Regions from separate parts of the Homo sapiens genome. Here region 1 is linked to region 2. The links are chromatin loops, found by intact Hi-C in ENCODE. Cell type or tissue: dorsolateral prefrontal cortex. All regions are shown on one strand. Links, peaks and the distances in the headings refer to the core of each region. The heading gives the core; the rest is flanking DNA.

The links. Peaks named below come from ENCODE experiments on the same cell type or tissue, not always from the same donor. Only the 100,000 strongest peaks of a DNase experiment are listed, where the experiment ranks them.
Region 1: a loop joins it to region 2, with 6 times the contacts of the local background. A loop is called at or near these places in 94 of 110 quality-filtered maps.

Annotation. Positions count from the first base shown.
Region 1 is chr3:10,733,642-10,742,386 of GRCh38, reverse strand. No RefSeq gene overlaps it. Among named protein-coding and RNA genes, the nearest start is that of LINC00606, 26 kb to the left of the region's middle. In dorsolateral prefrontal cortex, for the core only: CTCF peaks have their summits at 3,148 and 3,351 (motif pointing right); a DNase peak (open chromatin) is centred at 3,346; H3K4me3 peaks cover 774 bases.
Region 2 is chr3:10,340,230-10,348,974 of GRCh38, reverse strand. ATP2B2 (ATPase plasma membrane Ca2+ transporting 2) reads left to right here. Exons shown (of 23, transcript NM_001001331.4): 17 at 2,838-2,944; 18 at 3,400-3,591; 19 at 6,010-6,223; 20 at 8,271-8,482; 21 at 8,626-8,733. Among named protein-coding and RNA genes, the nearest start is that of MIR378B, 14 kb to the right of the region's middle. In dorsolateral prefrontal cortex, for the core only: CTCF peaks have their summits at 4,434 and 4,633 (motif pointing left); DNase peaks (open chromatin) are centred at 4,644 and 8,378; H3K27ac peaks cover 6,764 bases.

The DNA.
Region 1 (8,745 bases), core at 163-8,162, 390 kb before region 2:
TGCCCACAGCCAACAATCGGGCAGGCTTCCCACATCCAGGCTCCAGTCTCAGGGCAACTCAGTTTTAGTAAGGAGACTGGTGAAGGGGGAGGGAAGAGGAGAGGAAAATGGGAGGAGGAGAGTGAGAAGAAGGAGAGGGAGGAAGAGGAGCAGCGGGAGGAGGAGGAGGAAGGGGAAGAGGAGGGAAACATCACAGCTTCAGCTTTCCTGGAACTAAATTTCAAATTCTATGCACGACTCATCCTTGGGGGAAACTATGTCAGAACCCTTCAGATCCATCAGTTTTAGACGCCTACAAGTTTTAGGAGTTGGAAACCAAGTAGTTTTAGAAAAAAATCTGTCCTAGTTTTGTAATTGGCTCCCAGGGCCCTGCTCAATGATTATTAAAATACTGACATGAAATCTCTGAGAGAAATTGCTCTGGGCCCTCTATTTATCATTTGCGTCGGTGAGACAAGTGGAGGCCTTTCTGTGGTGTGTCAGCTAGGGTACGTTTCAATGTCAGATAATTAACTTTAGTAAGAAAGAGTCAGATTTGCAAAGGGACTAAGGCCGAGACTCTGGTGGCCCTTGCTTAAAGGAAACTTGCTGAACAGAACTCAGGGCCTCAGGATGTCGTGGATCTGACTTACATTGTTTGTTTGAACAGTGGTTCTGAAGGTGAGGTCCACAGATCCTTCCCTATTCCCAAAGCACATGGAGAGGCTGCAGGGGATCCATGAACCTCCTGAAACTGCAGACAAAGTTCTATTTGTTTGGGCTGCTGTGTATTTTTTCCAGGCCAGTGGTTCTCTCAGTGTGAGGCCAGTGGTCATCTTACCTGGAAGCCTGTTAGAAATGCATATTCTCAGGCCGTACCCTAGACAAGTGGAGTCAGAAACTCTGGGAGTGCAGCCCAGTAACCTGCGTATTAACAAGCTCTCCAGATGATTCTGACACATGCTCAAGTTTGATGCACGTGAAAGCTATGCTCTATGGTAGGAGACAGCCGCTAAGAGTGGGGACCTGGGATCACACTGACCTGCGTTCAAATCTCAGTTTGCCCACTCAGCAGCTGTGTGGGCCTGTGCGAGTTCCTCAACCTGTCTAAGCTTCTGTTCCCCCATCTCTAAATTGGGATAAAACCTTGAAATACGGGGGACTTTTAATATAGCAATGATGACAGACAGCTTCACAGTCTCCATCAAGTGACAGATTGATGATGATGATGATGATGATGATGATGATGATGATGATGATTATGATGATAATGATGACGATGATGTTTTTTGAGGAGGAGAGTGACATGGACAGAAGTGTGGGTTAGAAAGATGCTCTATCAGATGGCTTAGACACCTGGCAGGGTCCCCAGGGACTGGGGTCACAGCTGAGCAGCAGCGGTAGGAAGGGCCATCTTCCTACTACATCAGAAGGCTGTCAGAGATCCAATGGACAAGACCGGCAAATGATTCCGTTCATTCAACAAATATTCACTGAGCACTTCTGATACGTCAGGCACTGTTCTGGATGCTGGGACACAGATGACAGAGTCCCTGCCCTCAGGGAGCTCTCATGCATGCGGGAAATAAATTCAATGAACAGGCAAGCTCATAGATGAATGAGGGTCTCAGAGCACAGCCACCGCTGGACAGGGTAGTGAGGTAGCGAGTGACAGGGGTCAGTAGGGTGGCCAGAGGAGGTGACATTGTGCAGAGAGTTGAATGATGAGGAACAGCCAGCCAGGAGAAGACCCTGGGAAAGAGCATGCAGGCATAGAGGGAACAGCCAGTGCAAAGGCCTGGAGAAGGGAATGGGCTTGGTGTGTTAGTGGGACAGAAAAGGGTGCGGGGGCCTGAAGAGTAGCTCTGAGCGTCTCCAGGGTATTGAAAGTTCTCAGCTTTCTGGGACTCCACTTCATCTGTCAAATGGACTCCTCTGAAGAGCCGTCATGAGGAACTGATGATGTGATGAGTATAACCACGTCTGGCACATAGTGGGCACTAGGAAAATGTACGCCATGGCCCCGCAATGGCCAGTTCAATCTCCTTCATGTCATTGCATGAGGATTCTAGCTATCACAAACAAAACCAGCTTGAGCATTGGAAATAAAAGTCCTGATAGTTTTAGGTCAATATCAGGTGTTAAATAGGAGGCAGTTTTCTGCAAGCAACAGATATTCATTGAGCATCCACTGAGGAAGATGCCCTTGGGGATAGAGAAGTGGAAATATCTCTGACCCCTATTCATGTCCAGGCCCTGCCATGTAGTAGCTTTGTGGTTTGGGGAAGTCCCAGCCCCCTGAGGGCAGCAGTCTCCTCTGAAGGGAGGAGAGGTTTCCAACAATACTTTAGCATTAGAAAGTATTTACGCAGTCAAGCTCTCTAGAACATGCAGTGATGGGTCCAGAGATGACCTTTGACAGAACTGGGGACCTTCTGCAGTGAACAGCAGGGAAGGTAGGGAGCATGGCATGGCAGGTATGGATTATGAGAAGCTGCAGACTCCCTGACTGGAAGATGACTGGTGAGGTTCCCTCCTTAACTTCACTGAGCCTTAGTTTCCTCCACTGTAAAATGGGTATGATCCCAGTATCCAATGTCTATGGGCAGCGGTGGGGATTAGATGGTGTCATGTTGTACAATTCTTAGCACAGTGCCTAGAACAAACTAAGCCCTCACTAAATGTCAGCTTCTATTAATATTCATATCCATATCCATATCCATATCCATATCCTTGTCATCAACGCTATTATCAGCAGGGGAAGCTGTGCCTCAGGGCTGCCTGTGCCTATGCCTGCCTTTGTGGCCAAGTAGGAGGATAGCCCTCTGTCCGCCAGGTCTAGACTGAGCGGAAGCCCTGGAAGAGAGGGTAGTGATGCTCCAGCTGTGAGGACAGAGGGGCAAGGGGCTTTAGAGAACAGGGCAGTGGCAGTGGGAATAAAAAGGAGCTGAATTGTGGTCACCTGCTCCTGGAAGACTTCCTAGATCACTTTGGGTGCTCCCAGAGCCCCTTGCACTTACCTTCAGGAGGCAGAGATCCTGCTGTGGTGTGAGAGCCTGTGCCTCCGTCAGCCTGAGGGCTCCTTGAGGCTAAAGCCTGGCCATGATCTACCTGTGTACTTCCAGGGTCAAACTCGGTACCCGGAACGCAGTGGGTGCATGAATGAACAAACAGATGAATGAATAAAATGAAGAACACATGCCCAAATGAATGGAAGTAGGTGGGCTGGCTGGTCCAAGGAGGAGTAAATTTGGGAATCGGAATCGGGCGGGCAGAAATACTTGTCTCTCCCCTGGAAGATCTGCACTTAACGGCAGTTGCGCCTCTTTCATTGGACACCAGGGGGCGCCATCACTGCAGAGCTGGCACCGGAAGGCTGAAGGGATCGGAAGGCTGAAGGGATCAGAACGCCTCAAGTAACGCCGACCTGATGGTTAGGGCGGAGGGACCCGGTTCTTCCAGGACACAAACCAGCCTCCCCTTAGGCCCAAGTGGTGGATTCCAGAAGGAAGAACTTGCTGACGACGACAATCAGCTTGCAACAGCGGCGGCGAGCTGCGCGTGGCTGCAGGTCTCTAGAGTCCACCCCAGGCCCTTTCCCGACCACCTCTGGGGGCGCTGGCGCTGTCCTCTGTCTGTTGTGCGAGGAGTCCCCAGGAGTTTCACCGGCCTGAGAGGGAAAAGGGGGCCTTCGACCCTCTTCAGAAAGTCCTTTCCTTTCCACGAGTAACACCTTCATCAGGTAACAACGGCGAGAAAACTGCCCAAAAGCACCTTCGGGTTTGTATAATAATTTCAAATTTACAGAAAGCTGCCGCAGTAGTAAAAAGAGCTATTTCCCCCAAGCCATTTTAGCGGGGAAAAAAGTAAGTTACTAACGTGATACTCCACCACCCCCCAAATATTTTGTGGATATTTCTTACAAATGAGGACATTCTCTACCTAACCACAAGCACCAAAATCAGGAAATTTACATCAATGCATTGTAACCACCTAATCCTCAGACTCCAGGCAAGTTTAACCAGCTATCCCGATAATGCCTTTCAGAGCAAGGGATTCGGTCCCGAATCCTGCACGGCATTTAGCTGTCATTTCCCCCTAGCCTCCCTCATTCTGGAACAGCTCCTCAGTCTTCCATAGACTTGCACAACCTTGATGCTTTTGAAGATTTTAGGCTACGTATGTTGCAGGAGGTCCCACAGCTCCAGTTTGGCTGCTGTTTCTTTCTTATTGGGTTCAGGTTGCCTGTTTTCAGTAGGAACATCACAGAAATGATGCTGTGTTCTCATTGCGTCCTAGTGGGTAGCACACAATTTCTCTTTGCCGCATTACTGGTGCAGGAACGTCAATCGCCTTATTAAGGTGGTGTCCGCCATTTTTTCCTTAGTTCTTCTTTTCCCCTTTGTCAGCAATAAGTATTTTCTTGGGGAGGTACCTCGGAATGATGTCATTCATCATCAAAGTTTAGTTGTAGCATTCTTTGGGGATTTTTGCCTGGATGAAGTTGTTACTAACACAGTTGCCAAATGGTGATTTCCTGATTCCATCATTCCTCCTTCTCCTCCTCCTCCTTCTTTTGTTTAGAGTCAGGGTCTCGCTGTGTTGCCCCAGGCTGGAGTGCAGTGGCACAATCATAGCTTACTGCAGCCTCTAACTCCTAGGCAAGTAATCCTCTTGCCTCAGCCTTCCGAAGTAGCTAGGACTACAGGCACATACCACCACAACTGGCTAACTTTTTAAATTTTATTTTTTTGTAGAGAGAGGGTTTCACTTTGTTGCCCAGACTGGTCTTGAACTCCTGTCCTCAAGCAGTCTTCCCACCTCAGCCTCCCAAAGTGCTGGGATAACAGGCATGAGCCACCGTGCCCAGCCTCTGTCATACCTTCTAAATGTATCAGTTGGCAATCTAACTGTAAGGAAAAGATCTCTCCTCTCCCCACTCATCCATCCATCCATTCATTCATTCATTCGTATATGTACTTGGTAAGGATTCGTGGATTCTTGTTTTATTTAATGGGTTATAATCTATTACTGTGACTATTTCTTTTGACATTCAAATTTCCCTGGCTTTGGCCAGTGGGAGCCCCTTCAAGCTGGCCCCTCTGTCACTTTAACATGCCAACGTCCTTCCTTGAACATTTCCTTATTTTCTGGTACGAGATATTCTAGGCTTATTTAGTATTCTTGCACCTGCTTTCGGTGTTTAAAGGAATCATGGGTTTATTATCCTGCAAAGGAGTATTTTGGAAACTCTTTTCCTCTAACCCCCCCAGCCCTAGGAAACCACACTACACAGGAGGTAAGAGATTGGACTTTGTAGTAAGACTGATCTGGGTTCAAATCCCACGTCTTATCAGCAGTGTTTCCTTGGACAAGTCTGAAAGCCTCTCCTCACCTGTAAACCAGGCATTTGTAAAATGCTGCTGCTCCTTTAATATTCCCCCAGCACCACCATGTAGCCAATGGTCTGGGAAATTGCTGGAGGGGATTCCTTGATCTGCCTCAGAGGGTAGGGAAATGAGTGAGTGCCTCTAACTTGATTGAGCTCACCTGTGGTACAACATTACCTGTCTGCATTCCCACCTCATGCCTTCCTACAGGACTCACATTTATTCCCTGTCTTCCAGCTTGTGGAATGGCAGACGTTCATAAGAATGAGATAAATTTGGGTTGGTTCCAAGTCCTTGCTATTGTGAATAGTGCTGCAGTAGTCTGGATTAAGAAAATGTGGCACATATACACCATGGAATACTATGCAGCCATAAAAAAGGATGAGTTCATGTCCTTTGTAGGGACATGGATGAAGCTGGAAACCATCATTCTCAGCAAACTGTCACAAGGACAAAAAAACAAACACCACATGTTCTCACTCATAGGTGGGAATTGAACAATGAGAACACTTGGACACAGGAAGGGGAACATCACACACCGGGGCCTGTTGTGAGGTGGTGGGACGGGGGAGGGATAGCGTTAGGAGATATACCTAATGTAAATGACGAGTTAATGGGTGCAGCACACCAACATGGCACATGTATACATATGTAACAAACCTGCACATTGTGCACATGTACCCTAGAACGTAAAGTTTAAAAAAAAATGAGATAAATTTGGAGTTTTATGAGAGGCACCCCTCACATCTTAGTGCTGCACTGCAATGTGCTGCCCCTCAAGCTCAGCTGAGATAAAATATCTGGCCTGCAGTAAGGCTCAACAATTGATAACCCCTGCTATGCCTCTGCTCTTCAAATGGTCGAGTGAGTTGGGAAATGCTCCATTCCAGAGCATTATTGGAGATTTATCATAATGCAAGTTAGGATAATACAAACCCTACTAGTACAGACTCATAGTTTGCTTCTGGAAGGTGGGGTCTGTGCCTTCCTTATCTCTGAACTCTCCACAGTGCCAGCAGCTCAGAGCTTGTCACATAATAGATAGGCAGCAAATGCTAAACAGACCAACAATAGGCTCACTGAAGGGCTTGGGGTGTAGCCTGTGGAATCCCTGGAGTGGGCTGCAGACTGGAGACAGAGACCCAGGGAGGGTTTCAGGTATGGGGTGATGGAAGCTCTGGCTAAAATTCTCTCCTCCTTTCCCTCTGTTCTTGATGTTCTGCCTTTCAGTCCCATGTCTGTAGCCTCTCAAAGGCATCGCTGCATCTCTAACTGCCCTGCAGTGGTCCCAGCCTCCATCACCCCATAGCTGAAACCCTCCCTGGGTCTCTGTCTCCAGTCTGCAGCCCACTCCAGGCATTCCACAGGCTACACCCCAAGCCCTTCAGTTAACTTATTGTCTATCCACATCCATGCCAGCTCCTTAGTCTGGCATTCAAGACTTACAACTCTCCATCCTGTGGGCTAGTCCCATCCCCAGGTAGAACCCGGAATCCACGTTTAAGCCAGCTTGTACCAAGGAATCCTGCTTCACTGCAGGATATATTAATAAAACCACTCCTGGTTTCTTTAGATTAATATTTGATGGTATACTCTTTTCTATCCTTTCCCTTGAAGCCTCATTTGTATCTTTATATTCAAAGTGGGTTTACTGTAGACAGCATGTAGTTGGGTCTTGCTTTTTTATTGAGTCTGACAACACTTGTCTTTTAACTAGATAATAAGCATCATTTAAATTTAATGTGAATATTGATATAATTTAGTGTGAATCTACCATCTCACCATTTGCTTTCTATTTGTCCTATCTGGTCTTTGTTCATTTTCCCTCTCTTTTTTCTGCCTTTTTGGGAATGTTTTTATGCTTCTTTTTATCTCCCTTGTTTTTATCTCCCTTGTTAGCTTATTATATGCTCAATTTCTTAGTGATTGCTTTAGAGCATACAACTTATAACTTTGAATTTATCACAGTCTATATTCAAGTACGATTCTGAAAATATAATAATTATATTATGGAATATAAGGACCCTACAACAGAATACTTCATTTTACCTTGCTTGGCTTTCGTCCTATCACTGCCATGCATTTTACTTCTACTTGTATATAAACCATGTAATTTATTATTATCATTGCTTTAAATAGTTAATTATATTTTTAAAATAGTTTAAAGTATATTTTTATTACCTCATATGTTGATCATTTCCTGTACTTCTCATTCTGTTGTATATATCCATATTTTCCATGTAATTATAATTTTTCTTCTGCCTAAAGGAATTTCTTCAATATTTTTTAAAGTGTTGGTCTATTTGTGGTGAAGACTTTCAACTTTTATATGCCCGAAAAAGTCTCTATTTCACCTTCATTTTAAAAAACCAGCTTAATTGGGATATAATTTGCATATTATAAAATTCACCCTTTTAAATTGTATAATTCAGTGTACGATTCAACCATCACCACTATCTAAGTTTAGAACATCTTTATCGCCCCCAAAAGAAGTCCTGTACCCATTTGTAGTCACTCCTCATTCCATTCCTCCCCATAGCCTCACACAACCACTAATCTACTTTCTGTCTCCATAGATTTGGCTATTCTTGACATTTCCTATAATTAGAATCATGTGGTGTGTGACCTTTTGCATGTGACTTTTTTCATTTAGCATGTTTTTGAAGCTCAACCATGTTGTAGCTTATATTAGTACTTAATTCCTTTTTAAGGCTGAATGGTATTCTATTGTACAGATGTCTTAGTCCATTTCATGTTTCTATAACAAAATACCTGAGACTGGGTAATTTATAAACAATAGAAGTTTATTTGGCTCATGTTTCTGGAGGCTGGGAAGTCCAGGAGCATGGCACCAGCATCTGGTGAGCACCTTCATGCTGCAGCATTCCATGGGAGAAGGCAGAAGGGCAAGAGAGCCAGAGAGCAAGCACACAGGGGGGCCAGACTCACTTTTATAAGAAACCCATTCTCAAGATAACTAACCCACTCCCATGATACTGACATTAATCTATTCATGAGCCCTCAGGACCTAATCACTTCTTATTAGGCTCCACCTCTTAACACTGCTGTGTTAGGGATTAAGTTTCCAGCATATGAACTTTGGGAGACACATTCAAACCACAGCAATGGATATACCACATTTTGTTTATACATTCGTCAGTTAACAAAGGTTTGGGTTGTTTTCACTCTTTGGCTATTGAAAATAATGCTATTATGAACATTCATATACAAGTGTTTGTGTGAAAACATATTTTCAATTCTCTTGGGTTCTCTTCCACCTAGGGATGGAGTTTCTAAATCATATGGTAACTATGTTTACCCTTTTGAGGAATGGCCAGATTGTTTTCCATACCAATGGCACTATCTTACAAGCTCC
Region 2 (8,745 bases), core at 392-8,391:
TCTGGCCTGGGGAGAGAAACCCAGAACCCCAGAACCACAAGGGAGCAGAAGGCGCCCAGCCCATCCTTATTCTTATTCATTCACTCATTCTCTCCATAACTGTTTACTGAGGTCCTGCCAGGTGCCAGCCCTGCTCAGGACAGGCCTGGTCCTGCCCACGTGGAATTCATGGGCCAGGCTGCACGCAGCAGGCATTGAATAAGTGGTCCCTGCATAGAGCAAAAGGCTGCACTGCTGGCATGGGGTGCTCTGGACCCAACACTGCCTCTAACTTGGACTAGGGAGGCTTTAGGTCACAGGCCATGGAAGGTGGGATGGGCTCCAGGGTTGGTAGGGCCTGTGCTTGAGGCAAGGCAGGGAACTGCTCTGCAAAGGGCTAGAGGCAGAAGATCCCCAGATGCCTTCAAGGATCTGGGCCAGGACCTCGGGGTGGGAGAGGGAAGCTACAGGAGACTGGAGCAGGTGGGAGGGCAGCAGATCCTGCAGGGCCGCCAATGCCCACCACGAGCACCCCGTCATGGCCTGCACCGTGTCACCAGGCACAGGAACATGGGAGGGTTTAGAGGGTAGAAGCATCATTTTAGAAAACTTACCCTGCAGTGCAGAGCACGGCCTGGCAGTGGAGGGACCTGTAGGATTGTCCTGCTTAAGAGTTGTCACCTGCCCACAGTGGTGACACCTCAAGTGGAGCTGCCAGGTGCGGGTCTGAGAAAGTTTGGGTAGTGGAGGGGTCTGGGCTGGGTGGTGGTTTGCATGTCATGGAGGGATGAGGAGCAGGAGGGTCTGGGATCCCATCAGTCTATACCTGTTGGAGAAGAGCATTGGACATCGAGCGAGGAGGGAGAGCAGGCCTGAGACAGAGTCCTGGGTGGCACATGTGGGTGGGGAGAGAGGAGCTGCAGAAGCCAAGAGCTGCCCGAGTGATGGTGCAGGCTGAGAACCTACAGAGGAGGCCAAGGGGAGGAGGCTAGAGGGGCAGGAGGATGGTCAGTGGGGAGTGGTGCCGGGAAGACAAGGAAGGAGGCCTGTGGAGGAGGAAGGTGTGGTCCATGGTGGAAATAGTTGCTGAGAGGTCTGCGGGGACAGAACAGAAATGTGACCATAGGAAGCAGCCACAGGGAGGCCCCTGGTGACTGCACACAGTCAGGCCACCCCAGGACTGGAGGCAGGGAGGCGTCTAGGGAGAGGTTTCCTCCCAGCTTTCCGCACAGCTTGAGCTACGCAACGGTCCGCACCACCTGGGAGCCACAGGGCAGAAATTTGACCCGTCCCTGCCTTGGAGGAGCCCCCAGGCTGACTGAGGGAACTATGGAAACTCAGGCCTAATGTCCCAAGGGGACAAGCTTGGGGAGGCTGAGTCCAGGACGGTGGAACTGAGGGGTCACCGACAGCTGGGTGGGAGCAGCCCAGAACGATTCCCAGAACACACGGCACTGCAGCTGGGCCTGAAAGAGGGTAGAGCTGCAAGGGAGCAGGTTGGGGGCACAGTGCCCCAGGTTATGGAACTCAGCGCCTCATTCCACAGGCTGCTGCCGTCTGCTAGGCACAGAGCAGAGAGATGCGCAAGGATGGAGCAGCACATAGAGTTACATGGATCTGATTAAGGGCAGGCAGGGATCCTCAGAGGGTCAGAAAGGCTTCCTGGGAAAAGCAGCCTCTGAGCCAAAAATACAGTACAGGTGGGTGACAGGAGTACCTCCAGCCAAGGGAACAGCCTGCCCAGACACAGGGCCAGTGAGAGCTAGCTCTGTGGGACCGTAAGCACAGATTGGGGGTGGCCAGGGGATGAGAGAAGAGAAGAGGTCAGGATGTGAGTGAGGCCTGGTCACAGAGGACTTCATAAGTGGAGCTAAGAACATGGATGTTATCCTGAGACCAAGGGGGGAAGCAGGAAAACGACATTCCGGGGATGGCTGGGGGACGGAACTGGTTCAGACATGGGTGTTAGAGAGATCCTGAGGTTGCTGTGGGGAAGCAAGTTGGAGGGGGAGTCCAGAGTCAGTGAGAGGAAACAAAGTGATGCTGGTGGCAGAGGGTGGAGACAGAGAAAAGGAAGGGTTTCAGTGGGATTTTGGAGCCAGAATTGGCAGGCCTTGGTGATACATTCAATGTGCAGAATGAGAGACCCATGGATGCTGATACCCAAATTCCTGTCGTGCCCATGGACATCCCTGCTCGCAAGCCCCATGAATGAGGAGTCCCACAAACTCCACAGGTCCCCACCGATGACATCCTTCACCCACCCTTTTCCACTGGCCCCAGCTCAGTGACTGGGGCCACATGTCATTTGTTCATTCTGTTATTCGTTGAATGTTTTATTGAAGATGAATGTCTGGAGGGAGGTCAGGGCCAGAATGGTGGGGCAGAGGTCACTGGCAAATGACAAAGCCAAGGCCTCCTCAGCAAGCCTGGACTCCCCAGGGAGAAAGTGCTGGCTAGTGGTGTCGGGAGGAACAGATGGTGAGGTCCTGCTGAAACCCTGGGAGCCCTGCTGAGGCAGAGGGGGCCCTGAGCACAGTTAGAGGATACAGTGTTTCTGGTTAGGATGGATGCCAATGTGGCCACAGGTTGCAGACAGCAAAGAGGGGGCTGGAGAGGTGAGCAGGGCCCGGGCCACAGGGGGCCCCAAGTCGGCACCAGCCCAGTAAGGAGCCCACTGTAACCTGCTGGCAGCTATAGGCCAGCCTGGAGCTGGGAAGAGCCTGGATGGAGGGGGCGGCTGGACAGGGACCAGAGAGGAAGCCATGCCCAGCCAGGCCCCTCCCGAGGACCAGGGCTGGCCCAGGCTGCCTCCCACCTGAGTGGCCCAGGGCCTGAGCACACTCCTGCCCCAACAGGCATCATCGACAGCACACACACTGAGCAGCGGCAGGTGGTGGCCGTGACGGGGGACGGGACCAACGACGGGCCTGCACTCAAGAAGGCCGACGTGGGCTTCGCCATGGTAGGAACGGCCCACAGAGGGCCTGGGGTGGTGGGGGCTGGGGAGATTGGACTACACAACCTTGGGCTGGCTACTCAGGAGCCCCAGTTCACACTTGGCCCACCCGCCATCTGCCGTGGGTGCCCACCCTTCTCGAGACTCAGCCTGACCCCGAGGTCTTCCTGGAAAGGCATAGGATGCTTCTTGCTCTGGGGGAGCTGTGTGAAGGGGGGCACTTGCAGGCTGAGGAGGAAGATAACAGAGGGGGAGAGGGGGCCAGGGTGAGGCTTCCTGAGGGTGAAGGGAGCTGGGTCTGTGAGGAGCGTGAAGAGTGGGGTGTCCCTGTGTGGTCTGGCTGTGCTGGGCCCACTGGGAGTTGTGTAGGACTGAGGAAGTGGAGGGAGTGAGGATGGTGATGCTAGAAGTGGTCACCTCCCCCGGCCACCCCACCCAGCCTCCTGTCCCTGTCCCCACAGGGCATCGCAGGCACTGACGTGGCCAAGGAGGCCTCAGACATCATCCTGACAGACGACAATTTCAGCAGCATCGTCAAGGCAGTGATGTGGGGCCGCAACGTCTATGACAGCATCTCCAAATTCTTGCAGTTCCAGCTCACCGTCAACGTGGTGGCCGTGATTGTGGCCTTCACAGGCGCCTGCATCACGCAGGTGGGTCCGCAGGAGACCACACCAAAGCCTGGGGGAGGGCGGAGACCCCCCACAGAGGCTCGGGGGCCTTAGGGTACTCCAGGTTGTCCCTGTCAGAACAGCCGGGGATGAGGCACCCATCGATGGAGCACCTGCTGGGGGCCAGGAACTGCATCACAGAGCTCAGGTGCAGGCACTGGCCCCAGGGGAGTCGAGGACATGAGGCTCAGAGAGGTGGCGTGACTTGTTCAAGGTCACCCAGCAAATGGGAGCTGTCAGGCTCACAGCCTGGCCCTCACTGCAGGAGGCAGGAGAGGGAATCCTCAAGAGAAGGCAGGGCCCTTGGCCACCACGAGGGCAGAGGGAGGCAGGGAGGGGCAGGCCAGGGCCCAAGGGGGATCAGGCATCCAGGTGAGGACAAAGAGCCAGTGGGGGCCCTGGGGCCCTGGCTCTGGACTGGAGTGTGGAGTGCCTTAGGAGGTGCTAGGTGGGGATAACTGGAGGGAGTCGGGGATCTTGCTCACTGGGAAGGTCACAGAGGAGTCTGGCCAGATACCACGACTGGGTCTGGAGCAGCCCTATGCACTGAGCCTGGCAGGCAGGCCCCAGATGTCTGCAGACTGACTGCTTCTTCATGCAGCTCCATGAGGTGGGAACTGTGATGATCCTCATTTTACAGAGGCAGAAACTGAGGCTCAGAGGATGGACTGGCCAGGGACCTGCCATTGTTCTTGCAGTCTCCTGATACTCCCCACAGGGGCTGACCAGCCTGGCCAGGGAGGCAAGAATGGGTCTCCCTTAGCCCCAGGGGATCCCCAAGGCCCAACACTCCCAGTAGCCACCTGGGCAGACAAGCCCATGCCCACAGGAGCCCCCAGAGGCCCAGAGTGCAGCACTGCCCCAAGAGCTGTGTGGCGCTGGAACACTGCTCCCCTCTGTTGCTTCCTGCGCTGGGGGAATATAGGTGGCAGCTCCGGCTACCCCAGCCCTGAGAATCGGAGCCTTGGGAGGGTGGCTGGGGGCTTCCTTTTGCTCAGAAGGGCCCTCTTTCCTGGCCTGTGGATGAGACACTCCCTCTAGTGGCAGCTTGAGGAACACTCCTGCGGCCCCAGCAACTTGGAAACCAGAAGGTCTTGATGCCAGATAGGGAAACTGAGATTCTGAGACCACTATCAGTTTGCCTGAGGTCTTTGATTGAGTTGGTGGCGAGGCCATGCAGCATTGATAAGAAGACGGGCACACTTGACCCTGAGGTATATGGAATTAGAGAAAGCCCGGGGTGGGGAGGACGGGGGCAAGGGGAGCGAGGCTGAGGCAAGGAGGAGGTGAGAGAGAAAGCCAGGAGCAGGGGCTGTGATGAAACCTGGGAGGTGATGAGTGGAAGGGATGCAGGTATATGGGGCTTTGGGAGAGAACAGAGGTGGGAAGAGCATCGGGTTTGGGCTGTTGAGCTTACAGGGTCTGGGGGCTTCCTGGAGGAGGTGTTCCACAGGCCACTAGACGGATGTAACTAAAGCCACAGGACGAGGAGGAGAATGGGGCTGAGGCAGGAACACAGATTTAAAAGGAAGGGAGGACGACGACCAGGAGAGTGGGGTCAGGATTACAAGTGGGAGTGCAGGGGCGAGGTCAGTGACATCTGGCCGAGAAGAGGTCCTGCAACTCGTGGCACAGAAGGTGCTGGTGACGTGGGCGGAGGGCATTCTGGGAACGTGGAGGGGCCAAAGTCTGGCTGCTGTGGACAAGATACGTGGGGGTGTGAGGAAGGATGGGGACAGAAGAACCAGCTCCTCTCAGCCAAAGAGACAGGTCTGAAAGGGTCCCTCCCAGAACCTGGACAGTGGTGACCTAAAAGTGGTGAGGTCCTTGACAGTTTTAGTTGCTTTTGCTATTCCTCATTTGCCATATTTCCTACCTTGAAATGTATTAATTTTTGAGTCATAGATACGCACAATAATTTTTTAAGGTAAGGCGGGATAAGAGGGGAGGAGACATTGGGGGGGTGGGGGACGGGCACTGTTTGTAGGATAGAAAGCCCGAGGGGGAGGAGGCAGTGGGGGGAGGAGGTAGGAGCCCATGCCGGAGGCGGTGGGAATGGTCTTGGCCTCAGCCAGGAGAGACCCCCTCCTCGGGGGCTGGAGGGGAGAGGGGAAGATGGTGAGATGCAGCTGAATTTACCAGAAGGCAGGGAGCTGGTGGCCATTGGGCCTGGGGGGACTCACTTATCTCCTGGCAGGGAAGATGTGGCTGAGGTGGGCAGGTCTGCACTGTTCTCCAGAGAAGGCATCAGAGAACAACTCCATGCCTGCTGGGGAGCCAAGGGGCAGGTCGGACTCCAGCCTCCAGCAGGAGCCTGCGGACACTACACCATGAGCCCGCCCAGCACTTCACAGCAGCAGGTGGGCGCACAGGTGACAGCCCTCTCCTGCCCGTCCCCAGGACTCCCCTCTGAAGGCCGTGCAGATGCTCTGGGTGAACCTCATCATGGACACGTTTGCCTCGCTGGCACTGGCCACTGAGCCGCCCACGGAGACCCTGCTGCTGAGGAAGCCGTACGGCCGCAACAAGCCGCTCATCTCCAGGACCATGATGAAGAACATCCTGGGCCATGCTGTCTACCAGCTTGCCCTCATCTTCACCCTGCTCTTTGTTGGTGAGCGCCTCGCCCACCCACGCCTCTCCCAGGCGGGGTCATCACCTTCTGGGTGCACCATGGCTCTCACCCAGCATTCTCGAGTCACAACCCCCTCCTGTTTTGCTAATGGGGAAATTGAGGCCCAGGGAGGTCAAGTAAGTTGCCCAAGGTCACACCAGCAAGTCTTGAACAGGGCCTGGCCCTGTCCCAGCTCTGGCTAACCCTAAAGCCATCAGTGGCTTTCTCCACTGGTGACAGCTCCTGGCAACAAGTACAGACCGTGCAAGGCCCTGACCGGGTGCTGAAGCACTGCATGGCAGCCCCAGAGGCACCTGAGGCTGGGAGGGGAGTGACTCACCCCTTCTCTGACCCATTCCAGCACCTTATCCTGGCCCCGTGGAAGGGACCCTCAGCAAGGCTTCCTGGGGCAGGGCATACACGCTCACACCACCACCGACTCTCACAATGCTTCCACTTGGGCTGCCTGGTTGGGTCTTCCACTCAGTGAGGCAAGCACATTTGCCTCCACCCCACATTACAAACGAGGGCACCAAGGCTCAGAGAGGTGAGGTGACTTGCCCAAGGGCACACAGCCAGTCTGAGGAAGAGTCTGGGCACAGAACCAGGTCTGGCTGGGGCCAAGACTGGCCTGGTTTCCACAGATGCTTCGGAGGCAATCCCAACAAAGCCTATCCCCAGGTCACAGATGGGGAAACAGAGGCCCAGAGAGGGGAAGGGTCTGGCCCGCAGTCCCACATGGAATCAGGGCCAGTTCTCTCCTTACAGGAGCCTCCCGGAGCTGGCCTTTCACTTGTCCTCAAAGCCCAGAGTGTGATGGAGGTGGGCATGGATCCATTCCTCAAAGGCAGTTAGTTGCCTTTTATAAATTTTGAAAGTAGTGTGTTGTCAGGACACATTTTACTGTTGTAAAACTTATCATGAAAAAGCTTAGAGGAAGCCACTTATATGCAGAACTAGAAGAGACTCAGAGGAGGTGGAGGGGTTGGAGAGGAGAGGAGAGCGGGGGTCCTGGTCGGCTTGCTGGCTTGACCACTTGAGCAGCACCTACCCTGGGTAGTCTTGGGACATCTCACACCCAGAAAACTCCACAAGCCTCCTGGCACCACTTTACTCAGCTGTGCAAAAGGACACAGGACTTGGCCAGGTGCAGTGGCTCATGCCTGTAATCCCAGCACTTTGGGAGGCCGAGGCGGGTGGATCACTTGAGGTCAGGAATTCGAGACCAGCATGGCCAACATGGAGAAACCCCATCTCTACTAAAAATACAAAAATTAGCCGGGCGTGATGGTGCGCACCTGTAATCCCAGCTACTTGAGAGGCTAAAGCAGGAGAATCACTTGAACCCAGGAGGCGGGTGTTGCAGTGAGCTGAGATCACGCCACTGTCCTCCAGCCTGGGCAACAACGAGACTCCATCTCAAAAACAAAACAAAACAAAACAAAAAGGATACAGGACTGCATCAGACACCCTATCAGCAGCGTCTACACAGCAGTGCCCTGCCATGTGACAGCTCAGGTGTTAGAATGAAGCCACATGGGAGGGTCCAGAGCCAGCCTAGCCCAGAAGTCCTGGGCTCCATATAGGAATTGGCATCTCTAGTAACAGCCCCATGAGCTTGTAGAGGTCTCAGCAAGGGACATGCTCAGGAACAAGAAGCAGCACTCTCGGGGCAGCGCAAAACCTCCCGCAGGTATCCTGTCCTCGCAGTCCAGAATGAGTTTTCCAGTCTGAGGTCACTTTTTAGAAGCCATGTCGCCCACCTTTAACACAGCCGGCCGTCCACCTTTATCGGGTTTCCACAGAAAAAGTGGAAGACAGTTGCCCAAGGCCTTTCTTCCCCAGAGGAGAAAGGGCTTTGCTGACCCTTCAGTCCTAGTCTCTGACCAGCTGACAGCACAGCCCTGGCCCCCCACTGTCCAAGCATGCCTTGATGTCTTGGGGATTCACGTCACTGCTCAGAAGAGGCCCCCACGAAAGGCCAGGCATCTCCCCTCTGATTCCCCCACCACTGCCTTCAGCCCAGCCCCACTCTCTCACTTGGCAGGCGAGAAGATGTTCCAGATCGACAGCGGGAGGAACGCGCCCCTGCATTCGCCACCCTCAGAACATTACACCATCATCTTCAACACCTTCGTCATGATGCAGCTCTTCAACGAGATCAACGCCCGCAAGATCCACGGCGAGCGCAATGTCTTTGACGGCATCTTCCGGAACCCCATCTTCTGCACCATCGTGCTGGGCACCTTTGCCATCCAGGTAGTGAGGCCCCCACCCTAACCAGGCCCGGGGTGGGCAGCAAGCGGCTGGAGCCCCTGGGCAGGACCCTGAGAGCCCAGCCCTCTGTGCTGGTCCCTGATGGCCTCTCTCTCTCTCTTTCTCTGCTCCCCTGTGACCTCCAGATAGTGATCGTGCAGTTTGGAGGGAAGCCATTCAGCTGCTCTCCACTGCAGCTGGACCAGTGGATGTGGTGCATATTCATTGGGTTAGGAGAGCTCGTTTGGGGCCAGGTAAGTTCCTGG